Regions from separate parts of the Homo sapiens genome. Here regions 1, 3 and 4 are each linked to region 2. Evidence: chromatin contacts called from ENCODE Hi-C or POLR2A ChIA-PET data. All regions are on one chromosome and are shown on one strand. Each heading gives the region's core, a stretch centred on a gene start or an enhancer-like site at or near the end of the contact. The rest is flanking DNA. Distances are from core to core; before and after follow the strand shown. Region 1 overlaps CFD (complement factor D). Region 2 holds the start of DAZAP1 (DAZ associated protein 1). Region 3 overlaps FSTL3 (follistatin like 3). Region 4 holds the start of MKNK2 (MAPK interacting serine/threonine kinase 2).

Evidence for each region. A loop is a pair of places that touch in the nucleus more often than their neighbours do. ChIA-PET counts read pairs that join two places held with the same protein, here RNA polymerase II (POLR2A). Pooled maps may share reads with other maps.
Region 1: a loop to region 2 is called in a pooled map, with 7 times the contacts of the local background. The contact joins the enhancer-like site here to the promoter of DAZAP1 in region 2. A Hi-C loop is called at or near these places in 4 of 50 pooled maps. POLR2A ChIA-PET finds 5 or more read pairs at or near these places in 3 of 52 experiments (HEK293, WTC11 and activated CD8-positive, alpha-beta memory T cell).
Region 3: a map of naive thymus-derived CD4-positive, alpha-beta T cell shows a loop between it and region 2 (27-fold over the local background). The contact joins the enhancer-like site here to the promoter of DAZAP1 in region 2. A Hi-C loop is called at or near these places in 1 of 168 maps with a recorded cell type or tissue (naive thymus-derived CD4-positive, alpha-beta T cell) and 9 of 50 pooled maps. POLR2A ChIA-PET finds 5 or more read pairs at or near these places in 1 of 52 experiments (RWPE1).
Region 4: a pooled map shows a loop between it and region 2 (6-fold over the local background). The contact joins the promoter of MKNK2 here to the promoter of DAZAP1 in region 2. A Hi-C loop is called at or near these places in 1 of 168 maps with a recorded cell type or tissue (gastrocnemius medialis), 1 of 37 single-sample maps with no recorded cell type and 5 of 50 pooled maps.

What each region holds. Positions count from the first base shown.
Region 1 is chr19:862,746-865,245 of GRCh38, forward strand. CFD (complement factor D) reads left to right here. Exons shown (of 5, transcript NM_001928.4): 5 at 347-896. The coding sequence ends at 493. Among named protein-coding and RNA genes, the nearest start is that of CFD, 4.3 kb to the left of the region's middle. Within about 2 kb of position 1,251, at least 8 of the 41 ENCODE cell types and tissues checked have a DNase peak (open chromatin) inside an H3K27ac peak, as active enhancers do.
Region 2 is chr19:1,405,937-1,412,647 of GRCh38, forward strand. It overlaps DAZAP1 (DAZ associated protein 1), which reads left to right and starts at 1,650. Exons shown (of 12, transcript NM_018959.4): 1 at 1,650-1,866. The coding sequence starts at 1,838. RefSeq lists silencers at 1,494-1,723, 1,864-2,073, 2,454-2,553.
Region 3 is chr19:676,841-682,939 of GRCh38, forward strand. FSTL3 (follistatin like 3) reads left to right here. Exons shown (of 5, transcript NM_005860.3): 2 at 952-1,137; 3 at 3,434-3,649; 4 at 4,493-4,720; 5 at 4,810-6,099. The coding sequence ends at 4,868. Among named protein-coding and RNA genes, the nearest start is that of FSTL3, 3.5 kb to the left of the region's middle. RefSeq lists enhancers at 1,906-2,408, 4,093-4,642, 4,643-5,191 and silencers at 2,863-3,172, 3,203-3,982, 4,173-4,272. Within about 2 kb of position 4,136, at least 41 of the 41 ENCODE cell types and tissues checked have a DNase peak (open chromatin) inside an H3K27ac peak, as active enhancers do.
Region 4 is chr19:2,046,161-2,052,493 of GRCh38, forward strand. It overlaps MKNK2 (MAPK interacting serine/threonine kinase 2), which reads right to left and starts at 5,084. Exons shown (of 14, transcript NM_199054.3): 1 at 4,936-5,084; 2 at 4,641-4,787; 3 at 444-531; 4 at 207-308; 5 at 26-123. The coding sequence starts at 4,691. RefSeq lists enhancers at 360-860, 1,364-2,021, 2,022-2,678, 3,336-3,992, 4,169-4,228 and silencers at 3,799-3,988, 4,719-5,258.

The DNA of each region.
Region 1 (2,500 bases), core at 1-2,500, 540 kb before region 2:
CAGAAGTGGGATCCACGGCAAGTCAAAGCTTGGAAGAGCAGGAATGAGGTGTGGGACCCCCATACTGGAAAGGGCTTGGAGCGGGGTGGGGTCGGGGGAACACGTGGTGAGGTTGAGGCCAGAGGGGGTGTGGCCAGGAGCTGGGGGCGGGCCTAGAGGGGCGTGGCTTGTGGTTGTGGCCTAGGCGATAGGCGTGGCGCGGGGCTATTGACTAGTGAAGACCAAATTAACACGGGAGGGATGAGCGAGCATTGTGGGGCGGGAGCGGCAGCCAGGTGAGGGGGTCTAACACGTGAGGCCGGGGTGGGCGCGGGCCGCCCCTCACGGCCCCGTCCTGTTCCGGCAGGGTGACTCCGGGGGCCCGCTGGTGTGCGGGGGCGTGCTCGAGGGCGTGGTCACCTCGGGCTCGCGCGTTTGCGGCAACCGCAAGAAGCCCGGGATCTACACCCGCGTGGCGAGCTATGCGGCCTGGATCGACAGCGTCCTGGCCTAGGGTGCCGGGGCCTGAAGGTCAGGGTCACCCAAGCAACAAAGTCCCGAGCAATGAAGTCATCCACTCCTGCATCTGGTTGGTCTTTATTGAGCACCTACTATATGCAGAAGGGGAGGCCGAGGTGGGAGGATCATTGGATCTCAGGAGTTCGAGATCAGCATGGGCCACGTAGCGCGACTCCATCTCTACAAATAAATAAAAAATTAGCTGGGCAATTGGCGGGCATGGAGGTGGGTGCTTGTAGTTCCAGCTACTCAGGAGGCTGAGGTGGGAGGATGACTTGAACGCAGGAGGCTGAGGCTGCAGTGAGTTGTGATTGCACCACTGCCCTCCAGCCTGGGCAACAGAGTGAAACCTTGTCTCTCTCTACAAAAAAAAAAAAAAAATTCTGCGTGGTGGCTCACGCCTGTAATCCCAGCACTTTGGGAGGCCGAGGCGGGCGGATCATTTGAGGTCAGGAGTTCCTGATCAGCCTGACCAACATGGTGAAACCCCGTGTCTACTAAAAATACAAAAAAAAATTAGCTGAGCGTGGTGGTGGGCACCTGTAGCCCCAGCTACTCAGGAGGCTGAGGCAGGAGGATAGCTTGAACCCGGGAGGCGGAGGTTGCAGTGAGCTGAGATCGCACCACTGTACTCCGACCTGGGTGACAGAGCGAGACTCTGTCTCAAAACAAAAACAGAAACATTAAAAAAAGAGGAACGCGGGAAGCTACAGATAAAAGCGCAAGAACGGAGAATACAGCGAAGTTCCGGGTCCAGCGCTTCCGTGGGGCTGACGCGGCCACACGGCGGCGCCCTTGCCACACACACACACACACACGCGCGAAGGCCCGCCAGGCATGGGTGTCCCCTCCTGGTCTGGCTCATACCGTTTCCCTTTGCTTACCAAGGGGAATGTGAGCGTCTTCTGTGTGCAAGGCTGTGGGCTGAGACTCAGGTGCACAGAAACCCTTCGAGGCCGTGTTCCTATGACCCATATCCCATAAGGGGAAACTGAGGCTCACAGGGACTGTGCGACTCTCCTGACCTTACACAGAAGCTCCAGGACACAGCCTGGACTGGAGCCCAGAGCCACGGAGCCTGCCTTCACAAACCACCCTGGGTGCGGCCAGACCCACACCAGGACGACGAGCAGCGGCACCTGCTTGCTGGAGGCCCTGGACCTCAGGTCACCCTTCTTGGCAAGGCCAGGGAGGACACCTGAGGCCCTGTGCCCTTTCTCCCACCTGGTGGAGGGGCAGCCAGGCGCTATCGTAGAAAAAGACTGATGGGCCAGGCGCGGTGGCTCATGCCTGTAATCCCAGCACTTTGGGAGGCCGAGGCGGGCAGATCACAAGGTCAGGAGATTGAGACCATCCTGGCCAACACGGTGAAATCCCATCTCCACTAAAAATACAAAAAAATTAGCCGGGCGTGGTGGCGGATGCCTGTAGTCCCAGCTACTTGGGAGGCTGAGGCAGGAGAATAGCTTGAATCCAGGAGGTGAAGCTTGCAGTGAGCCGAGATAGCACCACTGCATTTCAACCTGGGCAACAGAAGGAGACTCCATCTCAAAAAGAAAGAAAAAAAAAAAAAAGAGAAAAGAAAAAGTGACTGATGGGCCGGGTGCCGGTGGCTCACGCCTGTCATCCCAGCACTTTGGGAGGCTGAGGCGGGCAGATCATGAGGTCAGGAGATCGAGACCATCCTGGCTAACACGGTGAAACCCCGTCTCTACTAAAAATACAAAAAATTAGCCGGGCGTGGTGGCAGGCACCTGTAGTCCCAGCTGCTCGGGACGCTGAGGCAGAATGGCGTGAACCCGGGAGGTGGAGGTTGCAGTGAGTGGAGATCACACCACTACACTGCAGCCTGGGTGACAGAGCGAGATTCCATCTCAAAAAAAAAAAAAAGACTGATGATCTGAGAGGCAGGTCCGCTGGGAAAAGGGGGGATGGATTGATGAACACTGTGCTTGGGTGTTTTTGGGGCTATGGAACACTCACCTAGGAATCACACTGACGT
Region 2 (6,711 bases), core at 400-2,899:
TTTTTTTTTTGAGACAGAGTCTTGCCGTGTCGCCCAGGCTGGAGTGTAGTGGCACGATCTCGGCTCACTGCAAGCTCTGCCTCCTGGGTTCAAGCAATTCTACTGCCTCAGCCTCCTGAGTAGCTGGGACTACAGGCGCCTGCCACCATGCCGAGCTAATTTTTTGTACTTTTAGTAGAGACGGGGTTTCACCATGTTAGCCAGGATGGTCTCGATCTCCTGACCTCGTGATCCGCCCACCTTGGCCTCCCAAACTGCTGGGATTCCAGGAGTGAGCCACCATGCTCGGCCCTTTTTTTTCTAAGAGGGAGTCTTGCTCTGTTGCCCAGGTTGGTGTGCAGTGGCGCGATCTCGGCTCACTGCAACCTCTACTTCCTGCCTTCAAGCATTTCTCCGGCCTTAGCTTCCCGAGTAGCTGGGATTACAGGCGCCCACCACCACGCCCGGCTAATTTTCTTTTGTATTTTTAGTAGAGACGGGGTTTCACTATATATGTTGGCTAGGCTGGTCTCGATCTCCTGACCTAAATTGATCCTCGGCCTCCCAAAGTGTTGGGATTATAGGCGTGCGCCACCTCACCCGGCCTTGTTCCTTGTATTTATTTAATTCTGTGATGATGAATAAACCAAACGATCAGGCTGTCAATGTGCTGTGAGATTAAGGAGAAAAGCAGTAGGCAGCACGTACCCGGTTTTACAAAACCCTGCGGGTCACCTGTTTACTACCGTCAGCCTAGACCGGTTTTTCCACCTCCTTCTGCTGACATTGGAGGACGGGTATCATTCTTTTTGGGGGGTCGTCGTGTGCACTGCAGGGTGCTGAGCGGCATGTCTGGTCTGGACCCACTCGATGCCAGCAGCACCCCGCACTCAAGTTGTGACAACCAAAACCGTGTTTTCAGACATTGCCAAGTTATCCCCTAGGGGGCAAAGTCACCCAGAAGAAGAACCACTGATGTATGCAATTAACAGATGCAACTAAAACAGTATTTGGCTATTAATAGTAATAGCACTTGGGGGGGGGGTCAATAATATCTTTTCATAGTCATTGAATTTAGTTAATTGTTTTGATTTGATTCCAGTTCAGCCCCGAACTGGGTGACCTTGGCCAAGTGACTCAGCCTCTCGGACCCTCGGGATCCTCTTCTGTGAAATGCGGACAGGGGAAGGAGCCTCGCGCGGGACGCTCACGTGCCGTTCCCGCTCCGTCCGCCCGCCTGGGGTGCGGGCGGGTACACTCCCACTCCCCGCAGCGCCCCACGCGGCTCCACCGCTTCCGAGTGAAGAGTTAAAGAGGAAGCGGCAGCCGCGCCTGCGCCCACAGTGCCTAGCCCGGAGCGCCGGTCTCGCAAGCGCGCACGCGCACGCAAGCCCGCACGCGCGCGCACGCACGCACGTGGCTCGGCCCGCGCGCATCCTCCCCTTGCAGGGGCGGGGCCAGCGCAGGGACTCCATTTCCCAGCGTGCCCCGCGGCAACGCCAGGAGCCTCCGAGGAGAAAGGAAAACGCGCGACGGCCCCGACTGCGGCGGCGCGAAATCCGCCTCAGGGACGCACGCACAGACGGAGTACCCCTGGACCCGCCCCCGGAGACCCCGTGCGGGAGCGCGCCCGGGCGTGCGCAGGGGCGGCGGCGCGGCGGCGCGGGGACGCGCGGTGACCGTTGGCGCCGAGGGGAGGAGGCAGCCGCCGCCGCCGCCGCCGCCGCCGCCGCCGCCGCCGCCGCCGTTGCGCAGATCCGGGCCGCGGCTGTGGGGAGGGCGACGGAGCGGGTGACCTTCCGGAGGCGGGAGCGAGCGAGGAGGCCCGGGAGCGCCGAGCGTCGCCGCCGCCGCCGCCATGAACAACTCGGGCGCCGACGAGATCGGGTGAGGACGAGCGGCGCGGGCCTGCGTCTCCGCCCCGAGCCCGGCCCGCCGCTCCCCGCCGCCCGGCCTCAGACGCCGCCCCCCGGGGCCGCCCCGTCAAGGTCACGCCGGCCGGGGGCGGACTCGGGACCCGGACTCGCCGCGGCTTCGCGCCGGGGGCCCTGGACGGGTGCCCGGGGTCTGGGGGGGTCCTGGCGCCCCCGCCGCCGCTTCCCGGCTTCCCGTCCTGGGGGATCCTGAAGGAGAGCCTGAGGGGTCCGGGGGGCCCCGCCGCCGCCTCCAGACTTCCTGGTCGGGGGAACCCCGAACGGCAACCTGGGGGGGTGTCCTGGGGCGCCCGTGCCGCCGCTTCCCGACTGCGCGTCCTGAGGGACCCCGAATGGGAGCCAGAGGGGTTCAGGGGCCCCCGCCGCCGCTTCCTGGTTGTGGCGGCCCCGAACGGGAACTTGGGGGGGTCTGGAGCGTCCCCGTTGCCGCCTGTAGGGCTTCCTGGCCTGGGGGACCCCGAATGAGAACCTGAGGGAGTCTGCGGGGAGTCCAGGGCGCCGTCGCCGCCGCCTCCCGGCTTCCTGGCCAGGGGGACCCCAAACTGTGGCGTGGGGGGTGGTCCGGGGCGCCCCCAGCGCGCGCCCAAACTTGGCGGGCGGCGCACGTGGCGAGCCGAGGCGAGGGTTCCGGTTCTGCCACCGCCCAACCTATCCCACTCGGGGCTCCGGGCTCCCCGCTCCCATCCCACCCCCCCAAAGTGGTAAGGTCGGGAGGGGTTCGCAAACCCAGGGCCCAGGGGGCTCGGGTCAGCCGGGGCCTGCTGTGTTTACGTTGCCTCGGCGCCTCCCCGCCGGGGGTGGGCTTGAGCTGCGGAAGGGAGAGTCAGCGCTTCCGAGGCGGCGACGGGCCCGCGGATCTTTGCTGCGCCGAGGCGTCCCCTCCTATAGGAGCCTGACCTGCTCCGGACCCCGCGGGGCCGGGAAACCTCATTTCGCTGTGCCCCAGGGCTCGGCGCCATTCTTTGGTAGGAGCGGCTCCTGCCGCAGCGACGTCGTTTTAGAGTTGCATTCTTCCGGCAAAACAGTCTGGGTTGGGTTTCCTAGTGGTCTGGTGTAAATTTCTCGGTGCCCTTAGCTTTGAGCAGCGCCCTGTGTTCTCAGCGCTGGGCTTGGCTAGTGCGGGAGCGGTTGCTGCTAGAGGGTTGCCTTGGCAGGCGCCTCTCGCACCAGCTACAGGTCACACTTGTGGATGGGAAATGCCTTTTGTGGGCTCTCCCCCTCCCCAGACAAAACAAAAGAGCACCTTCCGTTGGAGAACCAGGATGAAAGCACTTAGCCCCTGCCTAGCCCGTGCTGTGAGTCCTCTCCAGGCACTTTGACTTGGCAGGGTCCGTGTGCCTGTGTGAGGGACATTGCAGGGATGGGCCTGAGCAGGGAGTCCACCGGCCATGGGGGATGGAGCCATCGACTTTGGGGTGAGGCAGGGAAAGGGCTCCCAGATGGGGTACCTGGATTAGGTCCATTCAAGCCGCGGGTGAACGTGGGCCCGCTCCACCCAAGCCGTGGCTGTGAGGAGGCTGGAGAGAGGTGAGGGCTCCTGTCCCCTCCCTGCATGGACACCCTTGGGAAGTGGGGCAGCTGGGGTCCCAGCCTGGGTCTGGAGGGGTCCCACCCACAGCACAAATAGGCTCGCAGGCCACCCGGACGCCACGGGCTGCGTGGAGGAGAACTGGAGTGCATGGACCCTGCTCTCCTCCCCGGCTGCCAGGAGTGTCCACTGCTTTCTAAGTCAGACTCCTTGGGCAAGAAGTGTTGCCACAGCCGCCCGTCGCATGGGAGACCGGCTTCCATTCTATGCGGAGTCCACGGTCTGCTCTGATCTTGCTGTGTGGAGTTGTTGTGTGCGTGAAATGCTTGTGACCCTGCGAAGCGCCCTCCTGGCAAGTCCCCTGCAGGTGCGGTGGGTGCCATGCAGGAGGGTGCTGAGCTTGGATGGAAGCAGGCCCTCTCTGCGGCAGATGGCGGCTCTCAGGACGCCATGGGTCTGCGGTGTCCCTTACCCACTGGGGGGGCTCGGCAGCCTGAGGAGCTCCCTCTTCCTGATGCAGAGCCCTCACTGCTCACTGCCATGGAGGAGGCAGGAGATCCCGCCGGACCCCGCTTGGAGGGCTGGGCCTGGAGCATGCATGGGTGCGGGGTCAACGCCTCAGGAGACTTGGAGCTTGGGAGCCCCCTGTTCTGGGACACTTGTGGCCGTCCAGCTGCTGCCCTGGGAATCCACACCTGGAAGGTGGGTTAGGGAGCCATCCTTGGGGGAAGCTCTGCTTTTGAGTCTGAGAAGTCGTCCCAAGTTTTGAGGGTCCCTGTGCTGGCTTAGAAGTCCATGTAAAGCTTGATGGGGGATGAAAGTCAGCTGAGGCCTGCCGGTGATAACGGATGCCTTACACACACCGACTTCCAGTCAGCTTGAGGGGGGCTTCATGCAGGAGGAAGCGCATACGTGTGGTGGGGTGTGGGGAGTCCCTCTCTGGATCCTGGTGGGTTTGGCACGCGGACCCTACATGGTGGATGTGATGGACAGTGTCCTCCTTTGGGAGCGGGGCCTGTCCTGGTCCTCTTGTGAAGGGTGGGGGACAGGCACTGACCTGTCAGGAGGGTTAGAGGGTTGGCACCAGCAGGTGGCCTGGAGCGCTCAGAGCACGCGCGATCAGGAAGGCCCGAGTCTCCAGTGTGCCCTCCCTGGCCTTGTGAAGTCATCTTAAAGTCTGGCTTGAGCGCCTCTGACTTGGATTCTGGGAAGCTGACACAGCGCGGCCGGGGTCGCCACATCCTGTTGAGTAGCCGCTGGGTGCTAGGCGCCTGGGTGGTAGACCAGGTGTCAGGGATAGGGCCCATGCCTGGCCTACTGGGGAGAGGACAGAGGCTCAGAGGGGTCACCTCGAGCGCCCAGGCCATTGTGTTCTGCTGGCTTCCAAGGCAGCACACGGTCATGGAACTGGAGAGAGAGGTTTATGGAAGATTTTATCTGGTACACTGGGGAATGGTAAGACAGGGACACCTGGAAATATTGTAGGAAAGTCACAGAGGGAGGAAGGACTCAGCGGAGAGAGGAGAAAGCCGCCTCTGGGCAGCTTCGAGGATACCCAGGACTGTGGCCGGGGGCCATGCAGCTCAGAGCCAGGCCCATGGCAGGTCTCTGGGTTTATTGGGTGGCTGTGGAAGGAGACATCCTGAGTGGGGCTCCTGGCTGGGCCCCTAGAGGCCGTGACTACTTGTACCTGTGCAGAGTGAGCACAAGGCACCTGGCAAGATTGTTGGTCAGGCCAGAGAGGGCCGTGATCTGGGGGAGGCTGTTGCAGTGCGGGGAGTGATAGGGAACCTCATGGGGCCGTGCCGGCCTTTCTGGGGCTCTCTTGGTGCATTTGGAGTTATTCCGAGGCAGGTCTCCTGGGCTCTGTCAGCACTCTGGCCTGGATCACTCTGGGGCACCGTGGGCACTGCAGGGTGCTGGGCAGCACCTTTGGCCTCCATTCACTCCGGGTCAGGAGTACCCCCAGTCGTGACAACCACAAATGTTCCCAGACATCACCCAGTGTCCTGCTGGGGGGAGAGCCACTGTCTGGGAGCATCTGTGCTTTTGGCCTGGTTGCCCCTGCGCTGGGGGCCGCTGCTCCTTGTGGTTTATGGCTTGTCCTGTGTCGGCTCCTTTGATTCCTGTGAATGGGCCTTGAGGGTGGATGTGCTCCTGACTGGCTCGCCTTGGCTCCAATGGTCTGGAGCAGGCCGGTGTCTAGAAAGGCAGCAGCATGGACCCTGGCGCTTGCCCTTCACACAGCAGCTCCCCAGTGGCCCAGAGCTAGCAGCAGCGCGCAGCGTGCCCAGCTGTGCTTGTAGCCTTGGCTCTAACCCTTGGCTTTGCCAGAGAGACTGAGGCACAGAGGAGTTGAGGGATGGGCCCGGGGTCACCCCAGGGGGTGGAAGATCCGGAGCTGGGAGTCCACACTCCTCCACTGCCCGCCCCGCACAGAGGGCGCTCCTGGTCAGGCGGCTATGTTCATGGTGCGACCCGTCAATCTGAGGTTGTGCTGTCTTCTGTGAACTGAGGCCTTTTCCCATCCAGGCCTGGTCCCCGTGACACCATGTCATGATGTCAGAATCCCTGAGAGCTGTGACAGGGCTTTTGGCAGAGGCCAGTCATTCGACAGATGCTTATAGGCTGAGCTTCCAGCTTGGCTCCAGGCGTTGCCAAGGAGAACACTGGTCCGCCTGGGAGGGCGGGGCTGGCAGGGAGAGGATGAGGGTGACCACAGTTAGCACCCAGGATGTGGGCATTCAGGGGCTCCTTCAGCACACAGCAGCGCGTTCCAGTTCACGGACCGCTCCTGTGTTCTGTGGACCCCACACCCTGCAGGCGTGGGCTGGAGGGGGGGCATCTGACCCTGCTGGGGAGAGGGAGTCCAGGCTATGGAGGGGCGGGCTGGGCTCACTGGCCTGAGGCAGTGGGTGAAGTGGTCCTGGTTTCCCACCTGGTCTTAGGGGCAGGAAAGTCCCTAGAGGCTCTTCCTGATGCTCTGGAAGAAGAGAAGGGTTCCCCACACATCAGCCGCCACTGGGCCTGGACTTCTGCCTCTTGAGATTGTGCACGGAGCTGAGTGTGACTGGCGGAGCCCAGAGCCAGGTGGGGTCTGTGGGGAGGCAGGCTCCTCCTGGCTTGGTCCCCCGGCCCAGCAGGAAGGGAAAGGTCGCCTGCCAACTGCCCCCATTGAGGCTGCTGGCCCCGAATGGCCGGGCTGGCCGCCGGTTTTTGAAGCCCACTCTGGTGCTGCCAGGAGGTCAGGGCTCTTTGTGGTCAGCCTAG
Region 3 (6,099 bases), core at 2,886-5,385, 730 kb before region 2:
CACACAGCCTGTAGCAGGCAAAGCCAGGGTTCTAGCCGCGACCGTCCGGGTCGGTCCTGGTGCCGAGAGGTAGTGCTGGGTGTCGGGAGCCAGGCCCTCCAGCTGGGGCTGAGAGCTTTCCCGGGTCCTGGGTAGACGGGGCATGGAGTCTCACACCTGGGACTTGCCGGGAGGTGCCAGGCAGGAGACGGCCCCACTCCTGGCCTCAGTTTCCCCTCCTATGATGGGTGCCAAGGTGCTGCGTTCCACAAGCTGGTCCCTGGCAGTGTCTGTGAACCAGCAAGCGCTCTGGGATGGGGGCTGTGGCCGTTCCTGCCCCCAGGGACGGGGGAAGAAATGGGGGGCTCTCTGGCTCCCCACCCCCCATCCCTGCAGCCCCACCCCACCCCAGCCCTGCGCCAAAGGGAGAGCAGAGCCCCCTCCCCGAAGGCCACGTCCCTGGGGAGACAGTGAGCTCATGCAAGGGGAATGTTCCCAAGTTGGAGTGAGTAAGAGGCGGGCCAGGCGGTGGGGGGGCTGCCAGGCGCGGGGCTCCGCGTGCCCTCGCCCTCGGGTGCTGTCTAGACAGAGGGCAGAGGCGGGAGAAGCGGCTCCAGGGCCTGCTGACCCTGACATGCCCAGTGCCTGGTGTTTGGTGGTGTTTGAGGGGTTGGGCAGGGTGCCAGCCCCTGGCCTGGGGGCTTGGAGGGTACGGGAAGGGACCTCCTGGGGTGGGTGGGGGTTGGTGGTGAGGCTGTGGGGGGGGGCACGTGGAGCTCAGAGGGGAGGAGACATTTCCAGGGTTCTGGAGCCAGGGTGGGGACACCCATGTGGTTTTCTGCCCCTTCTTCCTGGGTGGGGGTAGATCATTCCGTGCGTAACTACTCAGCACCACCTGCATGCATCTGTGGGCGGGCCAGAAGCTGGGTGTCAGGAGTGGCCCAGGAGAGCACCCCGTTCCCCGGCCCGCAGGTGGTGTTTGCTGGCTCCAGCAGGGCCAGGAGGCCACCTGCAGCCTGGTGCTCCAGACTGATGTCACCCGGGCCGAGTGCTGTGCCTCCGGCAACATTGACACCGCCTGGTCCAACCTCACCCACCCGGGGAACAAGATCAACCTCCTCGGCTTCTTGGGCCTTGTCCACTGCCTTCCCTGCAAAGGTGAGACCTCAGGCCAGAAGCAGGGCAGACGTCTCAGCTCAGGACCAGCCACAAACAGTCATGGTGGTCGAGGGCCGAACGTCCAGGGACTGAGCCCGTCACAGGGGTATGTAGGAGGCTGCAGGGGGATCCCAGCCTCAGAGAGGGACTGGGGGGACTTCCCGGTTCCCAGGCTCCAGCCTCTTGCAGCTCAGGACTCAGGAAGAGACCACGTGGCTCCAGCCTTTGCTGGGGCTGAGCTCTCTGCCTGGGTGGCTCTTCCCACCTGGTCGATAAATGTCTGGCTTGCACCTAGCTCCTGGGAAGGTGGGTTTGCCATTCTGGCCTGTGACCCCAAATGTCCACACCAGGGACCTTCACTGCAGACTCCAGGGTCTGCGGTGGGGTTACAGCTGCATGTTTAACAAGCATTTGCCTCGGGACCCTGTTTTGAGAGGATGCCTCCCACATCAGACTAGGGGCTCTTGGTTGGCGAGTGGCACAGAACGAATGAATAAGATTCTCCGCACTGGAGGATGATGGTTTTTTTTTTTTTTTTTTTTTTTTTTCCTGAGATGGAGCCTCGCTCTGTCACCCAGGCTGGAGTGCAGTGGTGCGATTTTGGCTCACTGCAACTTCGGCCTCCGAGGTTCAGGTGATTCTCTTTCCTCGGCCTCCCCAGGGGCTGGGACTGCAGGCGCGCGCCACCACACCTGGCTAATTTTTATGTTTTTGGTAGAGACAGGGTTTCACCACATTGGCCAGGCTGGTCTCAAACTCCTGACCTCAAGTGATCTGCCAGCCTTGGCCTCCCAAAGTGCTGGGATTACAGGCGTGAGCCACCATGCCTGGCCTGTTGGGGCACATCTTGAAGGAGGTGGGCATTAGAGCTGGGGTGTTGGGGGATGTCTAGGAGTTTGCCAGATGGGGCCGGTATGGGAGAGTGGATCAGGAGAGAACATGGCTTGAGGTTAGGTCCTGGTGGGTGGGGTCAGGCAGAGGAGCCAAGGGGAGGCTGAAGCTGAGGGCTGCAGACCCGAAGGCCAGGCTGAGGAACTCTGCTGGCCTCTGAGATGTGATTAATCCCAGATCAGCCTGGCTGGGTGGTCCTGAACTCACTGCCACATACCCCTGCTCCCTCCAGACCCCCCTCTGGCTTCTGGGAGAAGGACAGTCTTCAAAAAGTGCCTGGCCTGGGCATGAGACGGCCCAGGACCCCCCACCCCCAACCTCATCTGGCCCTGGGGACGGAACTCAGGCCCCCTTCCGTTCTCGCTCGCATAAAAGCCACCCTGGCCGAGCATTTCCAGATGTGCCTGTGAGCCGCTGTGCCGGGGCCGCCCAGGTGCGGCCCACATGCCCTGCAAGGGCTGCGTGGCGGGCGCTGGCCATCCCCTAAGGAGTGCCGCACTGCCTTGGAAGTGGGGCTCCCTCGTCAGCCCCACTTTACACACAGAGAAACTGAGGCTGGCACATAAACTCAACAGCTGTGTTCAGAGGCCCTACCAGACCCCCAGATAACAGAAAGGGGGTTGGTCATCTGGGTCCTGGCTGCAGCTTTCAAACTGAGGTGCTTGGGCCCCTGCACTCATAGCTGCGACCCGGCCTCAGTTTCCCCATCTGTAAAATGATGACTTGGGAAGATGCGATAAGCCTAGGAGGCGATGAGCATTCACATTGAAAGCGGGGGCGGGGACCCCAGAGAGAGCTTCCCTAGCAGGACCTCAATATCCCTGTCTGAGCAGCGGGGCTGCGGGGCAGCTCCTGGTTCAGAGGCCTAGGGCTGTGGGGGGCCCCCTCCCCTGGAATCGCTCCCCAGGCCAGGAGGGCCGTCCAGCGCCCCGCCCTCCCCGACGCCTCCTGGGGGAAGGTCCTGGCAGCCCCAGACTCGCGCCTGGCAAGGGCGGAACACCCCAGGCTGACGCAGCTGGGGCCCCTCCGGCCTTCCCAGAAGAGCGCGTGCATCGGGAGCAGACGTCAGCCAGCTGCAAGGAGGAGCGGCCCGGGGCTGCGTAGCTCCGCTGGACCCCGATTCCGGGCAGAGACCCCCCCCCGCCCCGGCCCGCGCGCACCGAGCCCAGCCCCCGCCCCCCAGCGCAGGCGCAGCGCGGACCTCGGCCCCACCGGTCCCGCGCCCGGACCCTGAGCCCTGCCCCTGGGAACCCGAGGGCCCCGACTCCGACTGACCCTGACCTGGGACGGCGCCCCCGCCTCCGCCCTGCAGAAGGGGCGCAGGGAGGGGCCCCGAGGCCTTCGCGCGGCCCCACGCCCGGGACCCTCCCGCGCCCGGCCCCACGCGCGTGTCCTCTGTCCGCAGATTCGTGCGACGGCGTGGAGTGCGGCCCGGGCAAGGCGTGCCGCATGCTGGGGGGCCGCCCGCGCTGCGAGTGCGCGCCCGACTGCTCGGGGCTCCCGGCGCGGCTGCAGGTCTGCGGCTCAGACGGCGCCACCTACCGCGACGAGTGCGAGCTGCGCGCCGCGCGCTGCCGCGGCCACCCGGACCTGAGCGTCATGTACCGGGGCCGCTGCCGCAGTACGTGGGGGCGTGGTCTGTGGAGGGGCGGGGCGGGACCTACCGGACCTGCGCGTCATGTATCGAGGCTGCTGCCGCAGTAGGCGGGGGCGGGGCCTGGGGCGGGACCACCCGGACCTGAGCGTGACGTATCGGGGCTGCTACCGCAATGCGTGAGGGCCAGGCCTGCGGGGGCGGGGCCTGCTGGAGGGGCGGGGCCTGCTGGAGGGGCGGGGCCGCTGCCGCAGTGCGTAGGGGCGGGGCCTCCAGCCCAGGACAGGTCACATGGGTGGCGGTGGGGCCTGAGTAAGGGCGTCTTTATACTTCCGAGGGAGTATCACGGGGTAGGGTCTTTTGTAGGGTTGGGATTTGGAAAATAGTGGGCCTCTGGGGGCTCACACTGGGCAAGAGGTATGTGGCATGGTCAGAGCGGGAGCGTGACTCAGAGAGGGGCTTGTGGGTGTAACCAGAGGGGCATGATGGAACCAGGGGGGTGAGACTGGGTCATGTAAGGGGCGGGGCTCTTGGCTGGGGCGTGGTTCCTGGGTGGAGATGGGCGGGGATTTGTGGGTGGAGTTTGGGTGGGCGGCCCCGCAGTCGCGGAGGGGCGGGGCTTTGGGTAGCATAAGGGGCAGGAGCTCACGAAAGAGGTGTGGCTCCTGGGTACAATGGGAAGGGCAGGGCTTGTGGGTGGAGCCTGAGGGGTGGAATGGAGAGGGGGGCTCACGGGGGGCGGGGGGGTGCTTGTGTCTCCTACCAGAGGGTTTTCGCATCTTGGGGGTTAAGGGTGGGTCTTGGGGCCAAGAGCCCTGCGGGGTTCTCAGCGAGATGTCCCCTGAACTTCCCCTGGCACCCGGCCTGCAGAGTCCTGTGAGCACGTGGTGTGCCCGCGGCCACAGTCGTGCGTCGTGGACCAGACGGGCAGCGCCCACTGCGTGGTGTGTCGAGCGGCGCCCTGCCCTGTGCCCTCCAGCCCCGGCCAGGAGCTTTGCGGCAACAACAACGTCACCTACATCTCCTCGTGCCACATGCGCCAGGCCACCTGCTTCCTGGGCCGCTCCATCGGCGTGCGCCACGCGGGCAGCTGCGCAGGTGCAGACGCAGGGCGGGGGCACAGGCCTGTCCTGGGGGCCGGAGAACCCCCTGCCCTGCGCCCTCAATGCTCTTATCGACCCTTGCAGGCACCCCTGAGGAGCCGCCAGGTGGTGAGTCTGCAGAAGAGGAAGAGAACTTCGTGTGAGCCTGCAGGACAGGCCTGGGCCTGGTGCCCGAGGCCCCCCATCATCCCCTGTTATTTATTGCCACAGCAGAGTCTAATTTATATGCCACGGACACTCCTTAGAGCCCGGATTCGGACCACTTGGGGATCCCAGAACCTCCCTGACGATATCCTGGAAGGACTGAGGAAGGGAGGCCTGGGGGCCGGCTGGTGGGTGGGATAGACCTGCGTTCCGGACACTGAGCGCCTGATTTAGGGCCCTTCTCTAGGATGCCCCAGCCCCTACCCTAAGACCTATTGCCGGGGAGGATTCCACACTTCCGCTCCTTTGGGGATAAACCTATTAATTATTGCTACTATCAAGAGGGCTGGGCATTCTCTGCTGGTAATTCCTGAAGAGGCATGACTGCTTTTCTCAGCCCCAAGCCTCTAGTCTGGGTGTGTACGGAGGGTCTAGCCTGGGTGTGTACGGAGGGTCTAGCCTGGGTGAGTACGGAGGGTCTAGCCTGGGTGAGTACGGAGGGTCTAGCCTGGGTGAGTACGGAGGGTCTAGCCTGGGTGTGTATGGAGGATCTAGCCTGGGTGAGTATGGAGGGTCTAGCCTGGGTGAGTATGGAGGGTCTAGCCTGGGTGTGTATGGAGGGTCTAGCCTGGGTGAGTATGGAGGGTCTAGCCTGGGTGTGTATGGAGGGTCTAGCCTGGGTGAGTATGGAGGGTCTAGCCTGGGTGTGTACGGAGGGTCTAGTCTGAGTGCGTGTGGGGACCTCAGAACACTGTGACCTTAGCCCAGCAAGCCAGGCCCTTCATGAAGGCCAAGAAGGCTGCCACCATTCCCTGCCAGCCCAAGAACTCCAGCTTCCCCACTGCCTCTGTGTGCCCCTTTGCGTCCTGTGAAGGCCATTGAGAAATGCCCAGTGTGCCCCCTGGGAAAGGGCACGGCCTGTGCTCCTGACACGGGCTGTGCTTGGCCACAGAACCACCCAGCGTCTCCCCTGCTGCTGTCCACGTCAGTTCATGAGGCAACGTCGCGTGGTCTCAGACGTGGAGCAGCCAGCGGCAGCTCAGAGCAGGGCACTGTGTCCGGCGGAGCCAAGTCCACTCTGGGGGAGCTCTGGCGGGGACCACGGGCCACTGCTCACCCACTGGCCCCGAGGGGGGTGTAGACGCCAAGACTCACGCATGTGTGACATCCGGAGTCCTGGAGCCGGGTGTCCCAGTGGCACCACTAGGTGCCTGCTGCCTCCACAGTGGG
Region 4 (6,333 bases), core at 3,834-6,333, 640 kb after region 2:
TCCCCAGGGCGCGGCGCGGGCCCACCTTGACGGCGTACTCCTGGCTGGTGATCAGGTTGATGCAGGTCTGCACTCGGGCATGAGCGCCCTCCCCCAGCACATCTTCCTGCAGCTGGTAGACGTCTGCCGGGCAGCGGGGCGGGCGTGAGAGGGACCCTGGCTTTTCCCCGCTCCCGGCTCCCCCAATGCCCGCCATCCCCGCTCACCTTCAAACCTGCCCGAGAAGCTGTCGGTGGCCCGGCCGCGCTTCTTCTTCTTGCCCCTCTTCTTGGCGTCCGGGATGTCAATGGGCTGGCTGGCGGGCATGTCTGTTCCAGGAGGCACGCCCAGGGGGCTCAGGACATGGCCCTGGCCGGCCGGCCCCCACCCCCCTGCAGGGGCTGGCCACTGCCATGGCAGCGACAGCAGCTGCCCTGTGCCCTCCTCCCCCTCGGGCCCCTCACCAGGGCGGGCTGAGCACTGCAGGCCAAAGTCAGAGTCTCCGTGGTCGGGCTGGTCTAGGGAGAAGGCCAGCTCGAAGGGGTTCTGCCCCTGCAGGGGAGAGGAGAGGAGAGGCACTCAGGCCCCATCCCTGCCCACGCAGCAGGGAGACCTATCCTGCCCCAGTGTCGCAGCGTCCACACTGACAAGCCCTGCGCTGAGCATTACGGAAAAATCAACTCCGTCCCCGCTCACACACCAGGATCAACTCCCACCAGGATCAACTCCCGAAGGGGCAGACAGCATAAACCAGGGGACCCCCAAGCTCCTGGGATTCACCTCCTCGCTGCCCCACACTCAGTGTGTGTGTGGATTTCTCTCTTTTTTAAATTTATGTTTTGTAGAGATAAAGTCTTGCTACGTTGCCCAGGCTGGTCTTAAACCCCTGGCCTCAAGCGATCCTCCTGCCTTGGCCTCCCAAAGTGCTGGGATCACAGGTGTGGGCCACATGTGGAAGGCGTGAGGCCTCCTAGCACCTCAGCAAGGCAAGATCAGGGGACGCAGAGTCTCTTAGGGGGTCCATGGAATTTGCCAACCCAGGGGGTGATTCTGTCCCCCAGGAGACACTGGGCCATGTCTGGGGACATCTGTGGTTGTGACCGGTTGGGGGAGCTCCTGGCACGGAGTGGGGTGGGGCAGGGGTGCTGCTCAGCACCCTGCAGTGCCCAGGACAGCCCCACCCCAGAGAAAGATGGGCCCCAACCTCCACAGGGCCGTGGGGAAGACCTCCTCCCACCTGCAGAGCCCTGGGGGCCTCTGGGAAAGGGGTGCATTGCGGGGAGGGGACAGACACAAGCAGCTGGCTCTTGGGAACCCTGCCTCTGATGCCAGGATTGAGTCACCGTGGGGCCCAAGCCGTGTCTTGCACCTCCGTCTGCTTGTCCACAGAATGGGGACGGCTGACCTCTGGGGCGGGTCGCGGGGATCAAAGGCAGCGGGGCAGTGGGAAGGAGGTGAGTCACTAGGCGGGCTGCCAGCCTGGTGGCTGTGCCTGCTTTCCCACGGCCTCCTGGGCCATCTCAGGGCAGCTGAGTCCTCCCTGGGCCTCAGTTTCCCCCATCTAAGATGGCACACAACCACCTCTCCTTCCCCTAAGCTGCTCCCCTCCCTTTCGCTCAGTGCCTGGGGCTGGCGGGGTAAGAATTCAGTGCCTGGTGCTCTGGGGCCTGCTGAAGGTGGGGGCTCTGCTTCCATCACCCCTGCCTTCTGCCCCTACCCAAGCCCAGACACCTGCATTCCTCCGCCCATGTCCCGCAGCTGCCCGGCACACCTTTCCCCTGCCAGCTCTGTGCACCTACGCCCCCGCCACCCACCAGAGGCTCATCTGCTTCCAGCCCCCCAACCCCGCAGCTACCAGTTACCGAGTCAGTATACACAGTGCTGTACTGGTCCTGGGGGCTCACGGGAGAGGCACCCACAGGCGCGAGTGTGCCAGGCCCTGCCCAGACCACATCCTGCACTCTCCCATTTCAGTGCCAGACACCCCTGGAGGGAGCCCCTGGTGGGCCCTGATACCCGGCTAAGGAAGCCGCCTTGGGCCCTGGGGGCCAGGATTCAAATCCAGGCCTGTTGCACTGGGCAGGCTGGGGCTGGGTCATTTCTTGACCCAGCCCCAGGACCATGGGAGCAAGACCCTGACCAGGGTGCAAGGAACAGTGCAGATTAGAGTAGGCTTTGCCCAGCCCCCGTGGAAGATGGTGGCATACATATGTACGTTTCCACAGAGCAAATGGCCCAGCGCAGGGACTGCCGGCCCTTTACGAGGGGCCGGGCCTTTGAAGCTGGGGAACCGAGGCCCGGTCAGGTTCCTTGTACCACTGAGCTCTCACTCAGCTTCACCCGTCTGGGTGAACCCAGGCGGGAGGGGCCCACAGAGGTGGCGGGGGTCCCAGTCCCAGTGAGGATGCTGGCTGCTCTGGGCCAAGTCACTGCCCCTCTCTGGGCCCCAGACAACCTGAGTGGGGCTCTAACAAGAGGGTCGTTCAGCAGAAGTGAGACTCCAGTGGAGCCCGTGGGAGACCCAAGGCCAGGAGATGGGTGGAGGCCAGAGGGCAGAGTCTGGGAGGGGCCGTGAGCCAAGCTGCCCTCCTGCCTCCCCACCCACCCTGGCTCGGGCAGATAGCTACCAGGAGGCTGCTGGGGGAGGAGGGAAGGAAGGGGGGGGCTCCAACTAGCCCCCATGGGAGTCAGCATTCCCATAAGGCTCCTGTCCAGAGGCCCCTGGTGGCCCTGGGGCAGCCACCACAAGGCAGGTGACCAGGGTCTAAGGCCAGACTGGAGTTCACCTGCTGTCTGACCTTGGCCTAGTGACCTCACCCTGGGGTCTGTCAGCGGTGAGACGGGAGGCAGCTGCCCCCAACTCGTGGGAGCTCACGAGAGTGAAATGACCTAAGGGGCCACAGAGCCCAGCGTGAGCTCCTGGCCCTGTCTGGCCACCGTTCCCCTGTGCCAGCCACAGCCTCCAACTCAGCAAAGCTACAGATGGACGGCCGCAGCCACCACAGCGGAGGGGCCAGGCACCACGAGACTCCGCGGCCTCCTCGCCCGTGTACAGGGGAGCCCCAGGCACACGCGCCTGCAGTCTCAGAGCCTCACTTTCCCATCTGCGAACGGAAAGAAACCCAAGGCACCCACAGACGTGCCTCCCTGCTGGGCTGCTGCCTGCTGGAGGCAAGGAGAGTATTTCAGGAGAGGTGGCCCCAATCCAGGGAGCAGCCGTGCATGGTGGGGGCTGTGGGGGGAGATTCCTAGAGCAACCGGTCCCGGCCACCTGGAGGAACACCTCACAGCCAGGACTGCCTGCCAGGCCCTCCTCCACCAAGACGCCCACCTTCCCAGCTCCCAGCCAGGCTGCCCTGGCCATGCACAGAGGCCGGCCCACAATCCTGGGCAGTGTGGGCGGTCCTGGTCCCACTGTTCTAGGTCTGGCTGTGGGACTCGAGTCAGCAGGCCTTGGCAGGAGGTGGCTGGAACCATCTAGAAAGTTCAAGTGTGCTTTAGCTGCCTGGCTGGCCCCATGCACTGACTCTGTATCAGCTCATGCCTGGCCCTAGGAGGGAGAAGACCACTGTCAGGTCCTCCTCTTTCCCGCCCAGCCCCTGACACTCTGATGGTGCCAGGCCTGCTGCCCTAGGGGAAAACTGGGCAGGGGTGGCAGGGGTGGAGTGCTGCCCTGGGGCACTGGCTGGACAGACCTGGGAATTCTTCCCAGTCTCTCTTTGCTCCTCCCACCCTGGAGCACCGCGTTGTGTGTACACACAAGACAGAGACACACACACACACAAACACACACACATACACTCACACTCTCTCTTCCTCTCTCCAGTCCTGCCTTCCCTACCGGGCAACAGGTCCCTGCCCAAGGAAGCCCAGTGAAGCGATTACATAACCCCGGCCTGAGGGGTGGGGCGGGCCGGCTGACATCACTGCGTCCCCTGGGCCAGGTCCTGCGGGGCCCCTGCCCAGCACCTGCCCTCCCCTTCCCCCCCAAGATTTGCTCATCTGAAACCAGCACTCAACAGCAGTCACCACCCGGGCTGCGCAGAAACTTCCCGCTCCGACAGGAAACAGCACTTGGGCCTGGGGTGTCTGCGAAGTGCAGGGCTGAGGGGACATCCCATCCCCTCCCCCACGGCACAGGCCCCCTGGGGGTGGGTGCACCTGACCAGCCCGGCCTGGGGATTCTGAAAGAAAGTCCCCAGAAGCCACATGGAGGTGGGAATGGGACTGTGGCCCGCTGACCCGTCCCCACCAGGGCACAACCAGCTGGAGCTTGCAGGGGACACCCCCCATAAGCCACATGCAGCGACTGGGACAGGACTGCAGCCTGCTGACCCCCCAGAACATACCCGGCGGGGGCTTGCAGGGGACACACAGCCTGGTGCCCTGACCCGGAGGGGGCTCCTGCTCCCAGCCTCACTTGGGGGTCCTGGAGGAAGGACCCGGCGGCCATGGCTGGAGAGAGGACTGTGGCCTGCTGAACCCCCATCCTCGCACACCGACCCCGCTTCAGCGCACGGCCGGCCCGGGCAGCCCCGGGTGTAGGGCGGGGGCCAGGCACGAGCCCCGGGAGCCGATCTTAGGGGCGGGCCCCGCGCCCCCCACGCCGGCCATTCCGGTGGTCCAGCCCGGAGCGCCCCCAAACCGACCCCGGGCCTCACCTTGAACGAACGGTGGAAACCCTGAAGTTCGGCTGGTTTCTTCTGCACCATCTTCTGTCCGGGCCCCGCCAGCGGGGGAGGGGACCGAGGGCCCGGGGGGAGGCCCGAGGGCGGGCGGCCGGGCGGGGGGCGGCCGAGGAGGGGACCCTGCGGGCGGGAGCAGACAAAGGGAGGGCGGTGAGCGGAGCCCGGCCTGCCAGGAGCGCGGACCGGGCGGGGGCGGCGAGGGCTCCGCGGGGCCCGTTTCCCGCTACCGGGTCGGTGTCCTCGGGGCCGCCCTGGGGTTCGCACTCACCGGGGTCGGGCTTGGGCCGGGGCCGCAGTGCCGCCGCCGCCCCACGTCGCGCAGCCCGGACCCCGCTCCGCGGACCGCGCGGGGAACAGCGCCGCCGCCGCCGCCAGCGCGGACCCCTCTACCTGGGCCACCGCCGCTGAGAGGAGCCGGGCGCGTCGCCGCCGCCGCCACCTTTATAGGCCCGGACCTGCTCTGGCCCCGCCCCCGACGCAGGCTCCGCCCGGCCTCACCCCCTGCGCACGACGTGGGCGGAGCCAGAAGAGGGCGCTCTCCGGGAACCCAGTGCGGCTGCGCGCTCCGGCGGTGGGGCGTGTCCGAAACGGCTAGCGCACGCCTGCGCAGTGCGGCGCACGGGGGTCTCGGTGCGGAACCTAGGCAGCGACCCTGCGGCGCGCCCGGAGCTGGCCTGTTTTTGCCGCCTGAGGCTCGCGGGGCCCGTGGGACCTGCGAGGCCCTGGGCCGTGTCCTACCGCCTGGCCCCACACAGGGCAACTCCCTTGGCCTGTCAACCCAGGCCTAGTATACCCCGACTCCCTTGGTTCATGCCCTCGCTCTAGAACCTGCCATGGCTCCCTCTTGCAGTTCTCCAGTGCTGGCTCCAGCAGTCCCCCTCGTGCACCACCAGCACGCTTGGAGTCCCAGCCACTCCCTTCTAGTGCTGGGGGACCAGCCACCGCCACCTACTTTCTTCTTCCCCTGGGCCACCCTGCCTGGGGAGCACTGAGCTCCCCGAGTTTGCTTTGTGGTTGGCAGGAACCAGAGTAGAGGGTGGGGACCGAGGTCTGTGAAGGACCCTTCCTCTGTCCTCGAATAGCATTTCAGGGAGAACTGGGACCTGAGACCCACTGGGAAAGAGCCCAAGGGGTGGATGGTCGCCAGGACAGGAAGTAAAACACAGTCCCATTTTGGCTGGGGCCCCAAACCAGGCTTAGATAGAATCAGCCTGTCCTGAGCTGCCAGTCCCCCATCCCACAGCATCCTGGTTCAAAGTGCTCCCCAGGCCCCGGGCCTGGGGCACACAAGGAGTGGGGGTTCCCCTGCTGGGTGGACTGTGGTCTCCTCTTCTGCAGGGGTTTCCAGAAGCTTCGCACAGCCCATCCCACCATCCCCCAACCAGGCCCTGAGCTCAAGAGGGGCTGGAGCCCCACTGACCTGAAGCTGGAGGGCCCCTGCCTGCAAGGCCACAGCTCTCAGGCCACAGGGGCTGGGAGGCCTGGCCTCAGCCACCCCCGGGGCATTGGGGGGAAGCCTGTGGGGAATTCCCAGCCAGAACCCAGCCCAGCACCTGGCATTGCCCTGACTCTTGGCAATGGGGGGACAGAAAACCAGGTCCCCCAGCCCCCCTTATTGTGCATGTGGGTGCGTGTGTGTGCGTGTGAACACATACACGCACAAACA